Regions from separate parts of the Homo sapiens genome. Here region 2 is linked to region 1. Evidence: chromatin contacts called from ENCODE Hi-C or POLR2A ChIA-PET data. All regions are on one chromosome and are shown on one strand. The core of a region is the stretch at or near the end of the contact, and the rest is flanking DNA. Distances in the headings are between cores, read along the strand shown. Region 1 holds the start of NFKBIA (NFKB inhibitor alpha). Region 2 holds the start of INSM2 (INSM transcriptional repressor 2).

Region 1 (6,199 bases), core at 3,700-6,199:
CAATAGATGCAGAAATGCATTGTGTTTAGTTTTCATAATGTTTTTATGTTTGTTTGAGGCAAGGTCTCACTCTTTTGCTGAGGCTGGAGCTCAGTGACACAGTCATGGCCCACTGTAGCCTCAACGTCCCAGGTTCGAGCAATCCTCCCACCTCAGTCTCCCAAGTAGGTGCGACTACAGGTGTATGCCACCACACCTGGTTAATTTTTTTATTTTTATTTTTATAGCGATGGGGTCTCACTATGTTGCCCAGGCTGGTCTCAAACTCCTAAACGCAAGTGATCCTCCTGCCTCACCCTCTCAAAGTGTTGGGATTGCAGGCATGAGCCACGGAGCTGGGCCAATTTTTTTTATTTCTTTAACAATAGAAGGTCACTACTGAACTGAAGGTGCTACATGCCAAAAGTTGTCTGAGCTAAGTATGAGGGAAGTACACACCCTGACCTAAGCTGTTGGAGATCCCACTCCTTTCAGACTCAAATGGTCTGTTTCACTCATCTGTGAAATCTGCCTGCTCCCTATGCGTAAGTATTTTGAGTTTGAGATCCTTTAAAGCTTTGATCTCCATTAAATTGCAGAATTTGTAGCAAAGGAAACACATTAAGGATTTGACGGTCTTATTTTCACTTCACTACAAATGAAGGTTCTGACAGCTGTTTTTCCTTTTTTTTTTTTTTAATTGAGACAGAGTCTCTCTCTGCTGCCCAGGCAGGAGTGCAATGGCACGATCTCAGCTCACTGCAACCTTCACCTCCCAGGGTCAAGTGATTCTCCTGCCTCAGCCTCCCGAGTAGCTGGGATTACAGGCATGTGCCATCACGCCTGGCTAATTTTTGTATTTTGAGTAGAGATGGGGTTTCACCATGTTGGCCGGGCTGGTCTTGAACTCCTGACCTCAGGTGATCAGCTCGCCTCAGCCTCCCAAAGTGCTGGGATTATAGGTCGGAGCCACCGCCCCCAGCCTTGTTTTTCTATGGGAAAAGATCCATAGCTTGGGGGCTCCCTGTTCTGAAGAGGATGCAGACAGTTGCTACCACGATAGCAAGAAAGAAGACAACCTGAGACTGAAAGCAGAATATTTAGAATTTCACAGTGGGGCTGCCAGTTGGGAGTGCACCTGCCTTGCTCTTCAGGAACTCTGTCATGGCTCGTCTTTCTTCCAGCCTAGCTGCACTGAGCAATAGGTAGCCTGATTCCAGAGTTGAATTTGCTGTAGCCAAAACAATTTAGTTTTAATTGGCCAGGCCAGTTGACACAGGCCACCCTGCCCTGAGGATTTTGGACCACCTGGCTGAACTTGTAGACTCTCTCCATGGCACTTCAGGCAATAGGTTTTGTCCATACTGTGCTTGTTCCATGCAGGAGGAGTGCCTGAAGTGCCTGCAGCCAAACCAGGCCCTGGCGATGCTCCTTTTCCCATGGGGGTGCTCCTGGAGCATCACTGGCCGTCCTGTCATTTCCTACGGCTGCGTCCTGGGCCAAAATACAAAGCAGCTTTGAGGTGTAACTTATTATTTTGCCTTATGCATTAAAAAGGCCAAATAACATTAAAAATCAGTTATCTAAAGTATTTTGTTTTGTTTTGTTTTGTTTTTTGAGACAGAGTCTCACCCTGTTGCCCAGGCTGGCGTGCAATGGCGCGATCTCGGCTCACTGCAACCTCTGCCTCCTCGGTTCAAGTGATTCTCCTGCCTCAGCCTCCTAAGCAGCATCTGCACCACCACACCCGACTAATTTTTTGTATCTTTAGTAGAGACGGGGTTTCATCATGTTGGCCAGGCTGGTCTCGAACTCCTGACCTCATGATCCACCTGCCTCAGCCTCCCAAAGTGCTGAGATTATAGGCGTGAGCCACTGCGCACAGCCTACAGTTTTAACATTTTTTTTAACGGTTATGTTAGCTAGAATGTTTGACAATGAGGAGGAGAAAAATCTGAGTGCTGAAGGGTCCATAAAGGTCTTTCTTTTTCTTTTTTTTCTTTTTGAGACAGGGTCTCAGTCTGTTGCTCAAGCTGGAGTGCAGTTGTGCCATCATGGCTCACTACAAACTCCACCTCCCAGGCTCAAGCAATTCTCCCACTTCTGCCTCTGGAGTAGCTGGGACTACAGGCACCTGCCACCACACTCTGCTAATTATATTTTTTGTAGAGACAAGAGTTTAGCCTTGTTGCCCAGGCTGGTCTCCAACTCCTGGGTGGCAAGCAATCCTCCTGCCTCAGCAACCCAAAGTGCTGAAATTACAGCAGTGAGCCACAACTCCTGGCCCATAAAGGTCTTTCTAAATCAAAACCAGACCCTCTTGTTGTCTTCTGCCCAGTCTGCTCATGGTTCTAATTTCCAAGTGTATATTCTTTTTCACCCACGTTGTAATGTTTGTTGACTTAAACCATATAGCGCTATAGATGATGGGGAGAAAACCTGTTGGATCACATTATTCAAAACTGTTTCCCAGAGTCGCAGGAAAACAATAGGTACCTCCTTGGAAATCTCCACTGTAGGGACAAGTCATCAAGGCTCAGCACCTCCCAATTTTTGCAAAAGGCACTATGACAAATCAAGGAACGCCTGTGCCTTACTCTTACCACTAGGTGTCACACAAAACAATCAGGAATAAACACCAAGATCCTGAAGGCTACCAGAAATATAAAACCATAGAAGGTGGTGCAAAAAAACCTTATTCCTCAGATATTTTTATTTTTTATAACCATTTTTATACCTGAAGCCAAATATCTTCTTCTGATGTATCCTCTATAATTGGGACATTTAGAGTTTGATGTTTCTGTACTTGTTTAAAAGAAGTGACTATCCCCAGATGGGGGTCAGGGGACACCCACCCTTTATTTTCCCTAACAGTTGGAGTAGAAAATACTTTTGAGTACATTCCAAATTATAGTGTAGTCAGTCTGATTTTCACAGCGTGTTTTCAAAAGTGTTAATACTAAGACTGCTTTGGCCAAATGATTAATATACTGCCAAGGGGTTCCTGGGTAAATTTCTATGCATTTCAGTTTCTTTTTAGGGAAGTAGGAACAATATCTATCTTACAAGATTAGTTCTGAGAACAATGTGGTACATAAGGCGCTGGAATTCTTTCAAAAATTTATACCCTGACATTTCCAAGAGCCATGGTCACCCTTACAAAGGAGAGTTAGGCATGCATTTGTAGACAAGCAATATGACTTTTAAGCTAGAAAAGACCTTAAGTAACATTCAATCTAATCTTATTATAAAAGTTAAGTATACCACAAAAAAGTTAACTGACCTCTCCAACTAATGTGCAGTCAAGTAAAGATAGAACCTGGAATTGAGATGTCCCATTGCAGTCACTGTTTCACCTTGCCTCAATCATTGTAGATTTGCATATCATAAACCTGCAGAGACAATGGTGTCTATCCCTGGGAAGTTTTCATTGTAACATGTGATCATTATTACCCTGGAGGGTCTATCTGATTTTAATTTTTTTCCCTTCATACTTGGTCTCTCTCTATCGAGTCAGATTTCTTTCATTCTAATATTAGGGGAGGGGTGGAGATACGAAGAGAGGGGAAGGATTGGTTAGTACAAGGCCAGTCAAGGTAAAGATGATTGCAATAATCACCAGAAATCTCTGCAGAACTACAGAGGCCTCCTGGGACTAATTCTGAAGAGCTCTGACCGAAGTTTGCTTTATTTTGCCTGTACCAATTCTACCAAGTAGATGAATTCAGTCCATGGCTTGCAGGCTTGGAGGTGGAGGTGGAGTGGAGAGCATAAATTATATTTCTGCAGGTGAAACCAGAGCATAGTGAGCCGAAACCCCTTTCTACCCAGGTGGCGTGAATGGGTCCAACTGCTACTGTCCCCCAGGACAAGAGAGCAAGGAGGGGCGGGCAGGATGGGACTACCTTGAGCCTCCCGCAGGATGCCTGGCAACTACTTTCTTAGTGGTCCTTAAGGTCCAATCGCGGTTAAGGCACTAACTAAACTCATTCTTCAGCCTCCTTCTCTAAGTTCTCCTCGAATTTGGGTGCCCAGAAGTAGGCTCACGATCCTTTTTCTGCGGGAGCACAATGTAGGTCAGATAGCATAAACGAATAGCTACTTATGAACACAATAGCTACTCTGCTATTGCAAGGTATCCACAACCACCACTACAAACATTAACACCTTGCTTTACTTGGGAAACAAAAAAAATCATGGTCCTATTCAGCAGTTTCCCCATACAGGGAGCGTTTGCCCCTCCCCCAGTCAACAGGGCTGTTCATCCCTAGGAAGTGATTTGAGAGTTCTCCAAGGATTTAGGCTTTTCACTCCTCCAAAGCTTTCACAACTTCTACCTGGCGGGGGTGCGTGGGGGGGTGGGGGCGAAGCTAAAAGTTCCTTTGCTGCAAAGAGCCTGGTATAGGCAGAAACACCGGCGCGGCCTGCAGCCCCCTAACCACAGTGCGTCCTTCCCCTTAGAAGTCTGGGGAAAGCAAATCCCTACGCCCAGCCATCATTTCCACTCTTGCGTTTTCAAAAGATCAAAAAACGGAAAGGACCGGCAGGTTGGCAAACCCCAAAGAGGGACCGCCCATCAGGTCGGCGTCCTTGGGATCTCAGCAGCCGACGACCCCAATTCAAATCGATCGTGGGAAACCCCAGGGAAAGAAGGCTCACTTGCAGAGGGACAGGATTACAGGGTGCAGGCTGCAGGGAAGTACCGGGGGGAGGGGGCCTGGTCGGAAGGACTTTCCAGCCACTCGGCGCTCATCAAAAAGTTCCCTGTCCGTGACCCTAGTGGCTCATCGCAGGGAGTTTCTCCGATGAACCCCAGCTCAGGGTTTAGGCTTCTTTTTCCCCCTAGCAGAGGACGAAGCCAGTTCTCTTTTTCTGGTCTGACTGGCTTGGAAATTCCCCGAGCCTGACCCCGCCCCAGAGAAATCCCCAGCCAGCGTTTATAGGGCGCCGCGGCGGCGCTGCAGAGCCCACAGCAGTCCGTGCCGCCGTCCCGCCCGCCAGCGCCCCAGCGAGGAAGCAGCGCGCAGCCCGCGGCCCAGCGCACCCGCAGCAGCGCCCGCAGCTCGTCCGCGCCATGTTCCAGGCGGCCGAGCGCCCCCAGGAGTGGGCCATGGAGGGCCCCCGCGACGGGCTGAAGAAGGAGCGGCTACTGGACGACCGCCACGACAGCGGCCTGGACTCCATGAAAGACGAGGAGTACGAGCAGATGGTCAAGGAGCTGCAGGAGATCCGCCTCGAGCCGCAGGAGGTGCCGCGCGGCTCGGAGCCCTGGAAGCAGCAGCTCACCGAGGACGGGGACTCGTAAGTGGCGGAGGCCCGGGGCTGGGGGTCGTCGGGAGGGCGGGACGCGCGCGGCCTGGGGGTGGGAGGCGCCGGGCCTGGAGCCCGAGCCGGGGGACCAGCGATGCAGCCGGGCGGGCGCCGCGGCACCCCGGGGCTCCTGCACCGCCCCGAACGCTGCAGGGCTGCAGGGCCGCGCGGGGCACCGGCCCAACTCGGAGGGGCGGCGGCTGGGCCCTGGTGGATGGCAGCGTCGCCACACGCCCCCTCCCCCCAGACCCGTCCTCTAGGCCGGGGGCGGGGCGGCAGCGGGGACGCGAAGTCCCCGGTTGCATAAGGCGGGGCGGGAGTTTCTGGCCGCTGGCGGGCGCCGAGCAGCCGGGAGGGGAAGTACAGGGCGTTCCGAGCTGGCGGGAGGGCGGGGCGGTCTGGCCGGCGCCCGCCGGGGCCGCGGGGGGAGGGGGGCGGAAAGTCCCTGGGCGCCTGCCAGGAACACTCAGCTCATAATAACCTCGCGGAAAACACCGCGGCCTCGGCCTCCAGAAACCCCGGCCTTGCGCAATCCCCCGCAGCCCGCGCCTCCCTGGGCCCCACGCGGTGCACTCACCACCCCTGGGGTTTTTCCCTCTCTTCCCCACAGGTTCCTGCACTTGGCCATCATCCATGAAGAAAAGGCACTGACCATGGAAGTGATCCGCCAGGTGAAGGGAGACCTGGCCTTCCTCAACTTCCAGAACAACCTGCAGCAGGTGCGCCGCTTGCCTGGCCCGGGTTCTCTCTGACCCTGGGACGTAGCTGATGTAGCAGAGTCACCCCAGATCCTTTCTGAATTCAGGGCCACTGAGCACTATTTACCCTCACCTTTTACTTCACATCAGCCCACATCCTAGAGAGTGAAGGAAATTCCACTGATTTGGTGAGGTCTTTATGACCCACCTGG
Region 2 (6,199 bases), core at 1,842-4,341, 130 kb before region 1:
CCATACTTCAAAGGAAAATTTTTCATTGCATTCCTGCACCATCACATTCATTTGCAAAATATTTCCGTCTTTGTATTCTGTCCAAATGGGTCACTAACATTCTAAAACAGGATACCGACATTGGGGAGATAAGAAATGTGGCTTTGAAAATAGGCTGTGTTCAACAGGATTCTTAAGACAAACACAGAACACAACAAAAGCACAGTCTATGTACATTTATTTGGTGGTAAGCATCTTACAAATACGGGCTTTCTGTCAGGCAGTGCTCAGCCAATGTCCCAAACTGGCTAGTAGGGAATTAGTACACAATGTACACTGAAATGGTTTTTTAAAAAAATCAAAAACAAGTTGCCGCTGAAAAGAAAATACTGAATATTGAGCAAATTGCCATTCAGTTCCTTAGTGGATTACAGGTGTTAACATCTTCCTTAAGCTGTACATATTTTCATAATGAATACACAGTATGACATTTACAGCAGAAGCATTAAACAATTTGGGTGAAACCCCATTAAAACAGTCAAACTTGAGGAAACGACTTCTGTATTTCCAAAAAGCCATTTAAAGAAAGGTTTGAAGTAGCTCTTCCTGAATACTGCCCACAAAATAGCTGAGGGTGAGAATTTTAGGGGGTGTCTCAACTCCAGTAAAGTAGCATCCTCCCCACCTCCAAACACCAACTTAAGAATGGACATGTACATATAATTGGGCAAAGGAAAGTTTACAGGGGAGATCCCCATGCACCCCAAAAGCAGCAAAAATCCTCTTACATTTTCTGCCAGGTCTTGAATCTCCTTAAGTTTGACACCAATCACATAACTTTTAATTCACAGAATATACAGTGCAAAATATCTGACCCTATTGAGACAGAAGCTGTATAGGCGCCTGTGATGACAAGACAAAAAAAACATTGGCTACCAAAGGGTAGCCAGAATCCTTTGTGGACATTGAGACATGCACGCATTCACCGCGACTTTCCATAGGAATTACAAATCATATAGGATTCGTTAGGGTCTCCAGAGTTTTAAGGGGAAAAATCCTATTTTAGTGGGGAAAGTGAGAAGGATTTAAAGCTGACAGTCTTTGATCTCAAGGTTTATACCATATACATACCTGCTCTAGAGAGGGATATTACATTTCACTGTCCGCTCCTCTGGTGGAACATTGACTACAGGGAGAATTTTAGGGGATTAAAACATAGGAAGGAATGAAAGTAAACTTGCAAGTTGAAGAAAGCCCCACAGAAATTCCCATGATCTGTTTCCTCTAAGGCCAACCTCGAAATCATCCTGGTCTCTCGTCCCTCAGCAGCCAGGCCGCAGTGGCATCTGCAGCAGCAGCACTTGCCGGCTTTCTGAGGGGTGGCACTTATTGATGTGCCGGGTCAGCCCTGGAGAGCTAAAAAAAGTGGACGGGCAGTGCTTGCACGAGAAAATTTGCTGGGCACTCCCGTCAGATGGCCCGCTAGGGCCCGACGTTTCGGGAGGAGCCCCCGCCAGAGCGGGCAGGAGCAGCTCCTCGCGGACAGCATGCCACAGCCGGTGCTTCTCCCTGATATCTGCTGTAGGGAAGTGCGCTCCGCACAATGGGCAAGCGAAGGCAAGTGGGGCACCGCGTTCGGAGCCAAAGCCCGGCGCTAGCGCACGGGCCGAGCCCGCCTCGTGAGTGCTCAGGTGCTTGCGCAGATAGGCTTGGCGACGAAACTTTTTGTGGCAATATGGGCACACGAAAATCTCGGATCCCCTGCCACCACTGGTACTGCCCGGCACAGGTACCCGGCGCCCCAACACCCCCTCCGTGTAGGGGCCCTGAGGCAGCGGTGGCTCTGGATGCGTCAGCACCTGGAGGCCCTGCCTCGGGGCGCTGTCCGGGTGCTGATCCGCCCCGGAGCTGTCCCTGGCCTGCGGGTGCTGATCCGCAGTCCGCTCTATTCGGCTGTTCTCCTTTCCCTCCGCCAGAAAAGATGCAATGGCCCCGGAGTCCCGGGAGGACGAAGACGACGAAGAAGGCGGCTTCCCGTCGGCGGAGGAGACTGTGGCGGCGTTTGCAGCCGCAGGACGCGGCTTATGCCAGCGGCGATGGGAGGCCAGGTTCGCAGGACAGCTGAACACCTTGTCGCACTCAGGGCAGCGGTACTCTACGCGCACGATGCGGGAGCAGCGGTGCTGGGCCAGCGCGAAGGGGTCTGCGTACTGCTCCTTGCACAGCTGGCAGATGAACTCCCCCAGTGGCGTGCGGCTGCCCCCCAAGCCCCGGGACGGCGCTCCGGGCTCCTCCTCCTTGATCTTCAGGCCCAGGACAGGGGATGTGGTCACCTCATCGGCAAAGCTCAACTTCCTCATGGCCTTTGGCTTCTTGATTCCCGCGGCCGCGGGTCCAGACGCGCAGTCCGTGGGTGCCTTGCCGCGGCGCTCGCCGCCGGCCGCCCGCTTCAGACTCTGAAGGGCGGCCGAGAGGGGCGCAGGGTCCGGCTGAAGCGCGGGCTCTGGGAACGGCGCCCGAAGCGGCAGCAGAAACTGCTCCCCCGGGGTCGGTGCGGCTGCTGGCGCCACGGAGCAGGAGAAAGCGGCCACGGCGGCGGCGCCCCCGGGGAAAGACTCGGCGGAGACGGGCGAGCTGAGGCAGCGCTCCAGGAACGCCCGACGCAGCTCTGCGCCTGCCGGCTTCGCTGGACTGGGGCTGGGGCTGGGGCTGGGCCCGGGACCTTCCCTGCCACCCGCCCGCCACTCCGCGCCTTCCCGCCCGCCCGTCCCCGGGCTCACCCCAGCCGCCCGACATGGCGACCCCGACTGTTCCCGGGCCGCCTCCGCCGTCAACCCCTTTCCTGGTTCCTCTCGGGTGGGGGGTGTCGCCCGCTCCGCGCCGGGCAAGGAGGCGCTGGGAGCCTCCTCCAAGAAGGGCGGCGCCCCCTGGGGCCCCAGCAGAGGGAAGACACGCTCCGCAAGGCGAACTCGGTACAAGCCGCCTGTCCGTTTAGTTCGCTTCACCAGGAATCCCCTTGGCATGGTGGAGTCGAGAGCGCTCTGGGACAAGAGGAAAGGGGGCGCCACGGGGACTGAGAGCCGGCCAGCAGATGAACTAGAAGAGCTTCGCCGCGGCTGTCATGCCGGGGCTATCTTTATAGCTGAGACGCGGGCCGGGGTCCCGCCGGGCCTCCCCGGGCTGGCCCGGCCAATCAGGAGTGGGAGCGGGCGCCGGGGGCGGGGCTTTCTCCCGTGCCGATTCACTGGAGTAGACGAATCTGGCGGCGGCGGCGGCGCACGCCCAGCCCCGCCTCACAGCGCCGCGAACCTGCCCCTGTGGCCGGCTGGGTCCGCCTCCCCCTGCAGCCTCCCGGGCGAAGACGCCAGAAGGTAAGGTCCAGAGTGTGAGGGAGCTCGACACTCCCCGCCTTGGCTGCCTCCGCGGAGCGTCCCACTGGGGAGCCGGGCGAAAAGGCCACCTCACGACGCCCTCCGCTCGGGCCGGGACCCGGCTGCCCCCAACGCGAGGGCGTCTGGCTGAAAAGCTCCCGCTCTGCGCCGGACGGCCGAGCGGAAGGGGCGGTGGGCAGAAGGTGCGGCGGAGACCACGGGGTGGGTGTCCGGGAGGGAACCGGTGCACGTCCTCTGCGGGTATTGAGCTGATGAGAAGTGCGACCGAGCGGCCGGACAGCTGACTGCACCGCCCTGTGGCTGCTGTCGGCGGCGGGAGCACGTCCGCCCGCCGGTATCGATCGGGCCCGCGCGCGGCGGCGACACTCGAGAGTTCATCTCCGCAGAAGGGCTCTCAGCGCGGGAGAGCGTGCCTGCCCGCCGCCAGCCTCCGAGTCGGGACGCCCGAGCGCGGCTGGGTCCTGGGCGTCTGCGCTCTTAAGTGCTTCTCGATAGGAGCAGGAGTAGGGAGAGGAAAGGAGGATCTCATTTTCCACTGTCCTCGCATAAAGTGGTTTCTCTGTTCACACTTTCCACTTGTACTACCCAGAGTATGACTTAATTCCTAACCGGCCTGTTTAGCATGGAGTAGATTGAGTGAGAAATGCCGGCGGAATCAGCATTACAGCTGCTTCCCCGTACACCACAAGTGATACTTTGCAAAAGGTGTGCTGTAGAGCAAACTCAACAGATTTTCATCTGGCACCCTGCAATGCTCCCACCACTATTTTGAGAACTAGAAGAGGTTTGAAAGTGTTTAGTAGTAATTGAACTAGGCAACAATTAGACCATCTATGACAGATATAAAGTGCCAAGATCCATAATATAGGTAAATAAAGTGTGAGAACAGGAAGGGGAAAGACTATGTGCACAAGTCTCCTTACTAAACCAAATTGGAGAAAAAGACTGACAGAGGTGTTTTAAAAGTACACGATAGCATAACAGATGTAGTCATCAATAAAACACATTGTCTTTCTTCAGTGAAGTATTTTTACAGGGAGAACATTATTTTGAGAAAGATTTGGAAGTAATTATATATTAATCATTGACTATGTTATAGGCATTCTGCTTAAGTAATCTCTAATCTTCATACACACGCACACAACATGTACACACACAAACCAAAAAGGAGATATTATTTCTCTCTTTTTTCAATGTGGTGATTGAGCCATTTAGTTAGATAATGGGTAAAAGCCAAGCAGAGCTCAGATTCAAACTTGTTCTGGCTAATTCCAAAGCCCAGACTCTTTCCACTACACCAATGGCTTCAAACTATTTTTTTCCTTAATCACATCCCACAATAATAAATGTGTTCTATAGTATATACACACATGTAACTGAAACAAAAGTCTCACAAAATAATACTGTGGGTCCTAATCTATTTGTAAATTATGAAATCATACATTGAAATGTTTGCAGTGCATTCTCATATTTTTCATTGTATTGTATTTTGTTTCTTAAAAATAGCAGTCATAGAAAATACATTGATTTCATAATTTACAAATGGATTAGGACCCACAGTTTGAAAAACACTCATTATATTGTCTCATTAAATAGCATGAAATGATACAAAATTAAATAAACCTGATACTGCATAATCACAATATCTGAACCACTGTTTAAAATATTTGAGTCCTTTAGCAGTGTTGGTAAACTTAGTTTCCCAAATTGGTCATTTCTGACATGTCAGCTTATATGTGACTTCTAACTCAAATTCTCAATTCTCCTTTCCTCCTCATGATCCATACATATTGTGTGGTGTGGAAAATCTGATGTAATAATTTTAATACTTTAAGATAACCCCTTTTCCAGAGAGAGAAAGGACTCTTCCCCAGGGGCATAGTACTTTGTAAGAATTGCTGTCAGATATTTTCTACCAGATCCGATAGTTCCAATAGCTCTCTCCTTCCCTTCCCAAGTGTAATTTAATAACATCCTTTCTGGAAATCATTGTAACAATTTACATCAGAAGCTTTAAAAAGTATGTATACATTTAATCTACCAATTCCTCCTTTAGTAAGTCATCCAAAAGAAGAGCGAAGATTTATGCACAAAGCTGTTTATCACAGTGTTATTTGTAATTATAAATAATCAGAAACCATCTTGAGTAAACTATAGTATAGCCGTGTTATAGATGATTACGTAGCTTTAAAAATGTAATGATAGAGACAAACATATATACCATAACTAAGCAAAAACAGCAGGCAGCAAAAGTTGCTTGTACAATAAAGAGCTCAGTTATGAAAAAAACGAAATGCATATAAGACAGTGGAAGGAAATATGCCAAAATGTTGTTGGGATTGCCTCTAGTAAGTAGGAATTCAAATAGTCTTTTTTTAACTTTTTTGTTAAAATATTTTGCAATAATCGTATATTACTCTGATAATCAGAAAAAAAAAAATTGCAAAACTGCCTTAAATCCTTTCTGGAGTTAAATGTGGTACCCTTCCCCTAGGATACTAGCACACTGCAACATCAAATGGAGAACTGTACAGATAAGTAGCATTCTCCAGGGCCATCTGTTTGAAATCTGGCCCTAGAAGAGAGTTGACAAGCCTCAATCATGCCACAGGCCTTCTAGTTGAAGAACACTTTTGGGAAAAGACTAAGGGTTAAAAGATAGAAAGGATTAAAATGTGGGGAAGAGAAAGAATTTAAATGCGTAATCCCCCCTTGGGTATAAACTTAGATGATCCTTCAAGATACAAACACTCTTTCTGTAGTTTCTCACTTAAAAATTACGATAAATAGGGCATTGCCAAAGCAAGATTATAAAATCTTTGTTTTAT

The links. A loop is a pair of places that touch in the nucleus more often than their neighbours do. ChIA-PET counts read pairs that join two places held with the same protein, here RNA polymerase II (POLR2A). Pooled maps may share reads with other maps.
Region 2: a loop to region 1 is called in a pooled map, with 4 times the contacts of the local background. The contact joins the promoter of INSM2 here to the promoter of NFKBIA in region 1. A Hi-C loop is called at or near these places in 6 of 50 pooled maps. POLR2A ChIA-PET finds 5 or more read pairs at or near these places in 3 of 52 experiments (A673, SK-N-SH and WTC11).

What each region holds. Positions count from the first base shown.
Region 1 is chr14:35,403,499-35,409,697 of GRCh38, reverse strand. NFKBIA (NFKB inhibitor alpha) reads left to right here and starts at 4,949. Exons shown (of 6, transcript NM_020529.3): 1 at 4,949-5,280; 2 at 5,900-6,008. The coding sequence starts at 5,054. RefSeq lists enhancers at 2,451-2,510, 4,488-4,887, 4,092-4,963, 6,068-6,117, 6,148-6,199 and silencers at 4,958-5,127, 5,278-5,867.
Region 2 is chr14:35,531,056-35,537,254 of GRCh38, reverse strand. INSM2 (INSM transcriptional repressor 2) reads right to left here and starts at 3,091. Exons shown (of 1, transcript NM_032594.4): 1 at 201-3,091. The coding sequence starts at 3,002. The coding sequence ends at 1,302. RefSeq lists enhancers at 1,002-1,824, 1,995-2,144, 1,825-2,648, 2,649-3,472, 3,473-4,297 and silencers at 3,105-3,474, 3,575-3,654.